Regions from separate parts of the Homo sapiens genome. Here regions 1 and 3 are each linked to region 2. Evidence: chromatin contacts called from ENCODE Hi-C or POLR2A ChIA-PET data. All regions are on one chromosome and are shown on one strand. The core of a region is the stretch at or near the end of the contact, and the rest is flanking DNA. Distances in the headings are between cores, read along the strand shown.

The links. Hi-C counts contacts between places; a loop is a spot of excess contacts on that map. ChIA-PET counts read pairs that join two places held with the same protein, here RNA polymerase II (POLR2A). Pooled maps may share reads with other maps.
Region 1: a loop to region 2 is called in a pooled map, with 4 times the contacts of the local background. The contact joins two enhancer-like sites. A Hi-C loop is called at or near these places in 1 of 168 maps with a recorded cell type or tissue (naive thymus-derived CD4-positive, alpha-beta T cell) and 7 of 50 pooled maps. POLR2A ChIA-PET finds 5 or more read pairs at or near these places in 3 of 52 experiments (CD4-positive, alpha-beta T cell, H1 and IMR-90).
Region 3: a loop to region 2 is called in a pooled map, with 3 times the contacts of the local background. The contact joins two enhancer-like sites. A Hi-C loop is called at or near these places in 2 of 50 pooled maps. POLR2A ChIA-PET finds 5 or more read pairs at or near these places in 2 of 52 experiments (Caco-2 and activated CD4-positive, alpha-beta T cell).

The regions. Positions count from the first base shown.
Region 1 is chr6:434,318-437,553 of GRCh38, reverse strand. No RefSeq gene overlaps it. Among named protein-coding and RNA genes, the nearest start is that of IRF4, 44 kb to the right of the region's middle. RefSeq lists silencers at 579-779, 2,644-2,808 and an enhancer at 2,582-2,811. Within about 2 kb of position 1,398, at least 3 of the 41 ENCODE cell types and tissues checked have a DNase peak (open chromatin) inside an H3K27ac peak, as active enhancers do.
Region 2 is chr6:709,648-713,090 of GRCh38, reverse strand. No RefSeq gene overlaps it. Among named protein-coding and RNA genes, the nearest start is that of EXOC2, 18 kb to the right of the region's middle. Within about 2 kb of position 1,675, at least 35 of the 41 ENCODE cell types and tissues checked have a DNase peak (open chromatin) inside an H3K27ac peak, as active enhancers do.
Region 3 is chr6:208,275-211,344 of GRCh38, reverse strand. No RefSeq gene overlaps it. Among named protein-coding and RNA genes, the nearest start is that of LINC03066, 4.3 kb to the right of the region's middle. RefSeq lists enhancers at 1,074-1,273, 2,085-2,134. Within about 2 kb of position 1,769, at least 2 of the 41 ENCODE cell types and tissues checked have a DNase peak (open chromatin) inside an H3K27ac peak, as active enhancers do.

The DNA.
Region 1 (3,236 bases), core at 149-2,648, 280 kb after region 2:
ATGAAAACGTCCTAGAGAAGGATGATGGTGATGGTTGCACAACCATGAAAAGGTGCTTGGTGCCACCGACCTCTGCACGTAAAAATGGTTAAAATGGTGCATTTTTATATTATGTGTACATAAAAAAATTGATGTTGGTGCTTCCTTCATCTTTCTATTCCCTGCACCTAGCTGAGACCCCTGGTGCTCTCTCCTGGACTCATTCCAGAGCAGAATGAAACACATTCTCTTGAACATTCACAGTTGTTTCCAGTGAAATTGATTTAGGGAAACAGCCAGATATTACTCAGAGTCCAGTCAGCAGGCGTTGTTTGGTTCAGCACTTGTATGTGGTGGCAAATGGATGCGACTGTTTGCCTGTGAATCCCAGAAACAGAAACTTAGATCTGTGACCACCACACAATGCGTGCCCAGATAGCAGCACAGCTGGCGCAGCAGGCGTCTCCTGGGCCTGGAGCTGGGCACGGAGGCCAAAGGATGTGGACTTTCCATGGGAGCTTCCCAGCTCATGAATGAGATGAGGCTTGGCCTGTCCTGGGAGGGAACTGCGCTGAAGGACGGAACTCAAGAGGATGCCACACGGCGAGGGCAGTGTCACGGCTGCTGATGCGCTGCCCCTGCCAACGCCTCAGAGGAGCCCCTGGACTCGAAATCCTGCCTCTGCAGCTCTGTAGGCCTCCGTCGGTCTATTAATACCTCAACTGATAAAGAAACATTTCTTTCCCATTCCAACACATCCTAATCAAAAACAAATGAGACCAGCTTGCTGGCGGATTGCCTTGTGTTCAGTTCATGCCGGTGGCTCAGACCAGGGAACTGGGGGAAACCACAGTGTTTCTAATAACTGAAGAACTGTGTTTGACCTGGGCGTTTTCCCCGTGAAAGCTGAGTTGATCAAGCCCGCAGAGATGAAAACTGGGCGTCGGTGGAGAGATGAGTCACAGCGCTCCGTCCCTCACGGTGGCCCTCCTGCTGCCCTTCGTGGGCTGCTGCCTCTTCTTGTGTCTTCCTCCACTGCTCAGCTTGCCCATAGGGGTCTCAGGCACCGCAAGGCCGCTTTGTAAAGAATGGATGGAGCATGCACACACAGTGCCCGGCATATTCCTGCTGGGCCGCAGGGTACTGAGCTCCTTCCCTGTACTACTTCCCAGCTCTGCAGTTAGGGTTCTTCTCATTGGAATGGTAAAATGTTTATCCCAAGTGTATGTCATCCAAATGCTCAGTGAAAATAGTCCACCTGAGTTAACCTCTGTCCCCCAAAATGCCACCTTGTATCTCTGATAGAATTCTTGCTCCCTTCCTTTGAGAAGTGGAGCCAGGGGTGGCAGTCCTAGCCCCGTTACCGTGCATTTAATTTTTAAGCACATCTAGCTGAGTCATCCGTGACATCCCAAGCTATTTGTTGGTGCCTGAGAATACAGAATGAGTAAGATGCCGCTCCAGGCCCAGGTGAGAAGTGACACCGTGCTGGCAGCCTTCACAGCCCTCGCTCGCTCTCGGCGCCTCCTCAGCCTTGGTGGCCACTCTGGCTGTGCTTGAGGAGCCCTTCGGCTCGCCGCTGCACTGTGGGAGCCCCTTTCTGGGCTGGCCAAGGCCAGAGCCGGCTCCCTCAGCTTGCGCGGGGAGGTGTGGAAGGAGAGGCGCAGGCGGGAACCCGGACTGTGCGCGGCGCTTGCGGGCCAGCGCGAGTTCCGGGTGGGCGTGGGCTCGGGGGGCCCCGCACTCGGAGTGGCCAGTTGGCCCGCAAGTCCCGGGCAGTGACGGGCTTAGCACCTGGGCCAGCAGCTGCTGTACTCGATTTCTCGCCGGACCTTAGCAGCCTCTCCGCAGGGTAGGGCTCGGGACCTGCAACCAGTCATGCCTGAGCCTCTCCCCAATCCCAGCGGTGGGCTCCTGCACAGCCCGAGCCTCCCGGAGGAGCCCCGCTCCCTGCTCCAGGGCGCCAGTCCCATCGACCGCCCAAGGGCTAAGGAGCGCGGGCGCACAGCACGGAACTGGCAGGCAGCTCCACCTACGGCCTCTCTGAAGGATCCAGTGGGTGAAACCAGCTGGGCTCCTGAGTCTAGTGGGGACTTAGAGAACCTTTATGTCTAGCTAACGGATTGTGAATATACCAATCGGCACTCTGTATCTAGCTCAAGGTTTGTAAATGCACCAATCAGCACTCTGTGTCTAGCTCAGGGTTTATAAATACACCAATCGGCATGCTGTATCTAGCTAATCTAGTGGGGACCTGGAGAACTTTTGTTTCTAGCTCAGGGATTGTAAACGCATCAATCAGCACCCTGTCAAAATGGGCCAATCAGCTCTCTGTAAAATGGACCAATCAGCAGGATATGGCGGGGGAGGAGCAGGGAGAGAGAGCCAGGTAAGGGAATAAAAGCAGGCTGCAGGAACCAAAAGTGGTAACTCACTCGGGGTTGGTTCCACATAGTAGGAAGTTTGTGCTTTCTTTCTTTGCAATAAGTTTTGCTGCTGCTGAGTGTTTGGGTCCCTACTGCTTTTATGAGCTGTAACACTCACCACAAAGGTCTGCAGCTTCATTCCTGAAGTCAGTAAGATCACAAACCCACCAGAGGCACTGCCTTAAGAGCTGTAACGCTCACTGTGAAGGTCTGAAGCTTCATTCTTGAGCCGGCGAAACTGAACTCACCAGAAGAAAGAAACTGGAAACAGGAACATCACTTTTAAGAACTGTGACACTCCTCGCGAGGGTTTGTGGTTTCGTTCTAGAAGTCAGTGATAACCAGGAACCCGCCAATTCTGGACACACAGGTGGAGGGAGGATGCCTGTGTGCCTCCAGGGACTGAGCTGCATCCTAAAATCATGGGCTCCATTGTTCCACAATCTCTGAGAAAGCCTGGGGGCGGGAGGGCCTAAGGAAAATGACCATAGGACTTTGTTTAGCATTCTTGTGTTCAGTGCTGGGGGTGCCTGGCCATAGCTGGAAAACACTTCGCTCCTGCTGTTTTGAAACTTCCCTTGTGCCAAGACAGAAATGCCAAGGGAAGAAAAAACATGAAGCGTGTGGTCCCAGACACAGAAGCCATGTCCATCCCCTCCTCTCTCCCTCCTGTTCCATCCCATGGCTGGTTTTCGTGGCCCTGGGCCCTCGTTCCAGACCTACAGGTACTTGCTGTTCCTCACCTAGGGAACATGCTGTGAAAGGAAACGGGATTATAGGAAAATGAAAGAGAAGGTAGCGAAGATGCTGGCAAGTCAAAAATGTATCAGT
Region 2 (3,443 bases), core at 426-2,925:
AAAGACAGAAGACAAGAAGAGAAGCAGACCGCGGCACCTGAGGGCCAGAGGGGCAGGCTGGAAGGCCACAGCTGCGCATGCTCCGTGGGCCATTCCTCCCAGAGCTGCCCTCCCTGGGAGTGAGAGCAGATGCTACGGCAGTTCACAGTTCTTGATTTTCCTGTGGCTGGAAATTCCTAAACTTACAAAATCTCAAGCCATGTATATTTTGAAACAGTGTGGGGATTCCTCAGGGATCTAGAACTAGAAATACCATTCGACCCAGCCATCCCATTACTGGGTACATACCCAAAGGACTATAAATCATGCTGCTATAAAGACACATGCACACGTATGTTTATTGCGGCACTATTCACAATAGCAAAGACTTGGAACCAACCCAAATGTCCAACAACGATAGACTGGATTAAGAAAATGTGGCACATATACACCATGGAATACTATGCAGCCATAAAAAATGATGAGTTCATGTCCTTTGTAGGGACATGGATGAAATTGGAAATCATCATTCTCAGTAAACTATCGCAAGGACAAAAAACCAAACACCGCATGTTCTCACTCATAGATGGGAATTGAACAATGAGAACACATGGACACAGGAAGGGGAACATCACACTCTGGGGACTGTTGTGGGGTGGGGGGAGGGGGGAGGGATAGCCTTAGGAGATATACCTAATGCTAGATGACGAGTTAATGGGTGCAGCGCACCAGCATGGCACATGTATACATATGTAACTAACCTGCACATTGTGCACATGTACCCTAAAACTTAAAGTATAATAATAATTTAAAAAAAGAAAAAAAAAAGAAACTATTGCAAATGGAAAGAGACTTTTTTTTTCTGTTCCTTGCTTTGTATTGGAAAGCTAGGTAAAGAACACACTCCCAAACCATTAGAATTCAATGACAGGAAATGCTGTAGTATTGCACAAAATGAAATTCCTGATTTTACTGTGAAAAGGAAATGATACCCTTTTCAACCTAACAAAAGAGTTGATTTGCCAAGAAAATGGGCTCAACTGGAAGAAGCTGACTAAGAAGAAATACACAGTCAGTGCTTTTGTTCCCATTCATTCTACCTTTGCAGATAAGAATTTTTAAAAAATCTCTCCTATGATTCCCACAAATACACAGCATTGCTATTTGAAAAATAACAAAGCACAATTTGAGTTTCATATTTGCTGTTTGGCTGGAGTGATGGCTATTCATCTTCTCTTTACCCAGGCCATTGTTCCTGCCCACATAATCACAGCTTGAAGAGCTCGCTTGTGAGTTCCTTCCTTTGCAACTGTGGTCCACACTAGCTACTCAATTAGTTCATTTCTTGGTTGTAAGAATAAATAGAATGTGTACATTTCCTTCTTGTTTACCAATGCAACCTGAAGGGGATCCAAAAATTTGGCCTGGCTTGAGAAGTAAAAAAGGTTTAGGCTCACAACAGATAAAACGTATCCCAAGCCGGGACACCACGGTGCTGCGGAAAAACCCACCCTTGATTTTCCCCTCGTCTTGTCTTCAGTTCAGCATGATGAGCTGGAAAGCTGCAAACGCTGTAGTGATGATCTGAGAAGTGAAACAGAAAGCAAGTGAGGGGAAGCAGGAGTCTGTACACATGTGCCCTGAAGAATCCTTTGCTTTCGTCTTTCCTTTTTCGGCTTTAAGTGCTCCCGTCACACCAGTGATTCGAACATTTCAGAGAAACACAACGGAGGGAAGGAGCCCGGCCCTGCCTTGTCAGCGCCCTGGAAGACCTGGCTTCCTCCCTGACACTCACTCTGGGGAGGGAAGACACCCGTGCGCCTCGCTCCCTCGTGGCCAGTGGCTTCCCCGGTGGGCTAGGGCGTGTCAGCAGGGCGTGCCCACCGAGGGAGCAACAGCGATTCCCAGGCCTAACGCTTTTCAAATCAAAAGCGCCTGACGCTTTTTACAACCGAGCAGAATAGGGCTGTTCCAGGTGGCTGACGCTTCCCGTGGCGGGGAGGGGGTTATGGAGAACGTGGATGAAGCTCATCGTGTAAGACGGGAAATGCCACTGGAAGTGAGCGTCCCTGCACCAGGCCGCGTCCCGCCCAGAGTGAGGCACGGCCGCCCCCTCGCTCAGAACCTGCAGCCCGGCCGGGCTGATGCGGGAAGCCGGCCCCGCCTGTGAGCGCGCAGTTCTCCCTGGAGACGGGCCACCCTCACCCTGTGCCTGCGTCCCCTCCCAGCCCTCGTCCCTGCTCTCTACCCACGACCCGGCCTGGGGTGCCTCGGACGGATCTCCTGCCATTTCCTGCATTCTGCAGGAGCACTCATTGAAAATTTGGGTGGCCTTGCTTATTTATTTTCCTGGAATGCAGTGGGTTCTATTTCCGTGGTATTTTCTCAGCAGTGCAGCGTTTCCATTTCAAACTACAAGAAGAAGAAGAAAAGCCAGTCCCCGTCAGCACGCAAACACACAACAGAAAAAAACGTCCCGGGTTTGACTCGCAGTCCTGCCTTTATAAATTGTAACTAAATATAAGCCACCAGAGTTGCCTGCTTTTGTCATGAGACTAAAAAGACAAGTTTACTTCTTCAGGGAAAAGGGGAAAACACAGTGATGTGCTCAGTTGCTGTGAAAAGCAAAAGACAAATCAGAGGTAATATAAAAAGTTATTTGGTACCATGGAACAATTGATGCCGAGTGTCTAAAATCATCATAAAATGGACTGAATCTAAATTTTGGTCAGATTAATATAAAAAAACTAAAATTAAAAAAGAGCTTGCTTCATCACTGTAGCACTGGGGCTTCACACAAATTTCAAAATGTGCGTGTTACACTAGCATTGTTAGGAATATGAAGGTTGACGGTGAAATATTTTATTTTCTCAAGATGCTATACCACGTCGCTCTAATAATCTACCACCGCTATAAATTTTGTATTGCCTACCATTCACAGAAGGCTCTATTTCAATGGATTCATGTAAAAACACAATTTTGGCAAAAATTAAATTTATATACCTGGCTTAGATAATTTACACCTTAAAACTGACTTTTGATTTCATGTTGGATGTATGCATCTTTAATTTCTAAACTAATGTAGAGAGAATAAATTGTTAAAATCTGATGCATTTTGCATGATACATATTTTTAAAAAGATTTAGAATGGTTGAAAATATGTACACGTTTGGTAGACTTAGTTATCAAAGACGGTTACTTTTATTCAATACCCTGAAAGTGTGTCCATTGAAAGGCAAATACATTTCCATTTTTCTGTCTTTAAAATGAGACTGAACTTAGGTCATTTTCTTAATCTTGAGAGCTACTTTCTCTTGGTTTATATGCATTTCTGCTATTGGTGTAACTGATGAGCATGGTAATTGCACATCAATTTACCTTGAAACGGAAAATGATAAGAACTTTCTGTGGAGCAAAAGGTGGCCATGTCTGTGAGCTGAAAGTAAAAGCTAGAAAAACATTTG
Region 3 (3,070 bases), core at 520-3,019, 500 kb after region 2:
AGATTTTTCAGACTCATCAGTTGCTGTCACCATTCAAGAAAGCCATTGCCTTAGGGACCTTGCAGATTTCACCATGAAATAGGTAAATATGAACTCATCTCCACGTCTTTCCCACTGACGCAGTAGCCCGCGCTCCTGGCCCTAGAATGAAATACGACCCACGGATGCTGAGTGCCCCTGTCTGTGTACAGCCTGAGCGGAGCCACAAATACACTCTGTCTTCAGCAATCCATCTGAAATCAAGGAGAGAGGACCAAGATGTGGGAAATAATTAAACAAAGTGCAAAGAAAATAAACAGCAGGAGCAGCTTGGGCTAGCTGCGGGTGGTCATTCCAGAGGGCGTGCAGCCCTGGAGCTGGCAGAATGGGATTCAGAAGGATGGAGAAGGGCAGGAGGACTACACCATGGTGGAATGGCCAGGGCTGCTGAGGGGAGAGGGCCGCAGCTGAGGGAACAATGCCTTTGGCCTCCGCGTGGTGTGAAGGTGAGCATGGCCATGCAAGTGCTGCAACAGCAACAAATCCTGTGTCACTGCATTATTAAATAGTACTCATTTTCACTAACGGAGGAAAGAGGAACACACTGGTTAATTCCCTATGTTGTGTTCCAGGGAGCTGGGCACAGCTGGCATCATATCATCAGGAGACTCTCCACACATTCCAGGCACTTAGAGAAATGGGAAACGGCGCAGGGTGGGTGGAGAAAAGGAGAAACGAACATGTTCAAAGGATCCGCTCACTTTTCTATATCGCTAACAGGTCAAGCCATTTGTTTGAGCAGAGGCATTTTGGGGTCTATGATAAGCAGAGTGAGGGCCCGAGTTGAAGACAGTGGGAGACTGAGGGAGGAGAGGAAGGGCATCTTAAGGCAGGGGGCCCCCGGGCCAGGGCCCCCCAGGGAAAGCCTGGGCAGTGTGTGACTCGGCCTCTGAGCCGTCCACTGCGAGAGCCTCTCAGCTGAATCCTTGATATTTTGCAACACACGTAATATCATGGCCAATGGTCTGAGGGTGTGGGATTCACTCAAGCTGGGGGTGACTTCCACATTTGGGTGTGTGTAGAGGATGAGGACAGACTGGGAGCCAAGACCCCAGGAAGTCTGTCATGCAGGGAGCACAGGTGTGGGCACCTCGGCCCCTGAGGGTCCCTCCCGACATCTGGAGTATAAGGAACCCAGCATGAAACAAACCTCAGGAACCAGGGAGACCTTGGCCGCACTTGGGCCTTCAATACATGAATGTGGAAGAGCCTCGTACCATTCAATTATTACTCACATGAAGCAACTGCTGCGCTGTCGTTGCTGTTTTTGCTTGTACCTGTCCCGCCCCTCCCCCAGCAAAGTCAGTTAGAAGCAGACGCTGCTCAGTAACCAGTGGTACTTTCATTATTGATGGCTTGGTTTCATGCTATCTGTGATCTCCTTCCCTTTCTCTTTTTACTGATCTCACCGGTATTTGAAAATTGGTACACGATGTAGCTGACTACACCGTAGTCAATTTTTTGATTTCCCCATCCACCAAGAAACGCTCCCTTACGGGTCAAAAAGCAATTCCCCGGCTCTCTTCCCTTTTCCTGCGCACCGGCAGGCAGCCTTTCCTGCTGGTCCCAGTGCTTCTCGGAGGGCACCATCACGCGCCGCCCTGGCCTCGCCCACGCAGGGCTCTGGAACGGCCCTGTGGCTGAGGCCAAGGGCACCCCTCCAATGCCCACTGCCCTGCTGATATCCCCGACACCGCCCACCTCTCCACCTTCCACGCTGCTCCGCCCTCCTCCGCCACACACACTCCAAACCTGCAGTATTCTGAGAAACGCTGATTCACGTGTCAATGGGGGGTATAGGAAGAGAGATGAAGATAGTCAAGTTTCCATTCTCAAAATTCTCAAAATTCAAAGGAAAACACCATTGAGGTAGCTTATGATTATTGGCACCTTACAGACTGGGAAACTGAGGCTCCTTCTGCCAAGGACGAGGGGCAGGAGGAACCAAAGGTCTGCAGAGAAGACAGAAAGCTGCCAGCGCCTCTCCAGGGCCTTGATGGGGAGCTGGTGCTCGGCCCCAGCAGCCCTGGGGCAATCTCTAAAGCAGAGAAAGAGAGGTGCTTCATGAAGAGGTCTTGGGCTTTCTTTAGAATTCAGCCCTTCCCCTTTCTTCTTCCTAGGGGACTCCCAGCATAGTTTACCCTGGGAGCCCTGACTGTGTTGCAACGGGCTCAGGGTAGAGACCCGGTGACATGGAACCAGCCAGGCAGCAACCTATGCCTGCAAGTGAGTGTGGAGAAGAAGGAGGTGCAGGATCTGCCGCAAGGAGGGGCGCTCAGCATCAGTCTTGTGAAGTCATCAGTGTGCTCCGCTGTCCATGTAGCAGCAGTTACACCAGCCAAAGAGAGAAACAAAGTCAGGGCATGTGTACGTGCCCCGGTGCCCTTTTGGTTTCCGTTAGGCACCTTGCTCAATTTCCTGATAAACAAAACAGAGCCATCTGTGACTCTTCCAGCACACCTCCACTTTTAGGGAATTTTTAGGGATTTTAGGTCCCAGAGAGGAGAAACAGAACAGGGGAAGAAGTGCCCGATCGGTGTTAGGGGCCATGGTTCGAGGTCCTGCTTGTGTGACCTTCAGCAAGTTACCTTCCCTGTTTGCTTCCATTTCCACACCTGTGCAACAGGGCTGCGCTCTGTCTGAGAGACTAGAGGGTCACGTCGGATCATGAATAGCGTTTGGAACTGCTAAACACGCATTCAGTAATCTCATTTGTCAAGGATGGGAGCTCAGACCACAGGGCCTGTCTGAGACACAGCTGGGAAGTTTTTTTCTAGTTTCCCTTTTCTGAAAATCTGCTCCCACTCGGTGGTTTCTCCTGCCTACCACTGGCACCCAGCGTCTGGATATGTTGCCTACTGCACTGCCTACCAAGAACGCGTCAACGTTATCCCCATGTTGTGTGAGAGCAGGAAAAGAGGGTCTCCATCTTCGAGCTGAAGAGTCTTTCCCAGAGTGGATGTGCAGCCACCACCTGCCCAGGGGGTATTTTCCCAGAGCATCATTTCTACTCTACAAAGAATTTTAAATT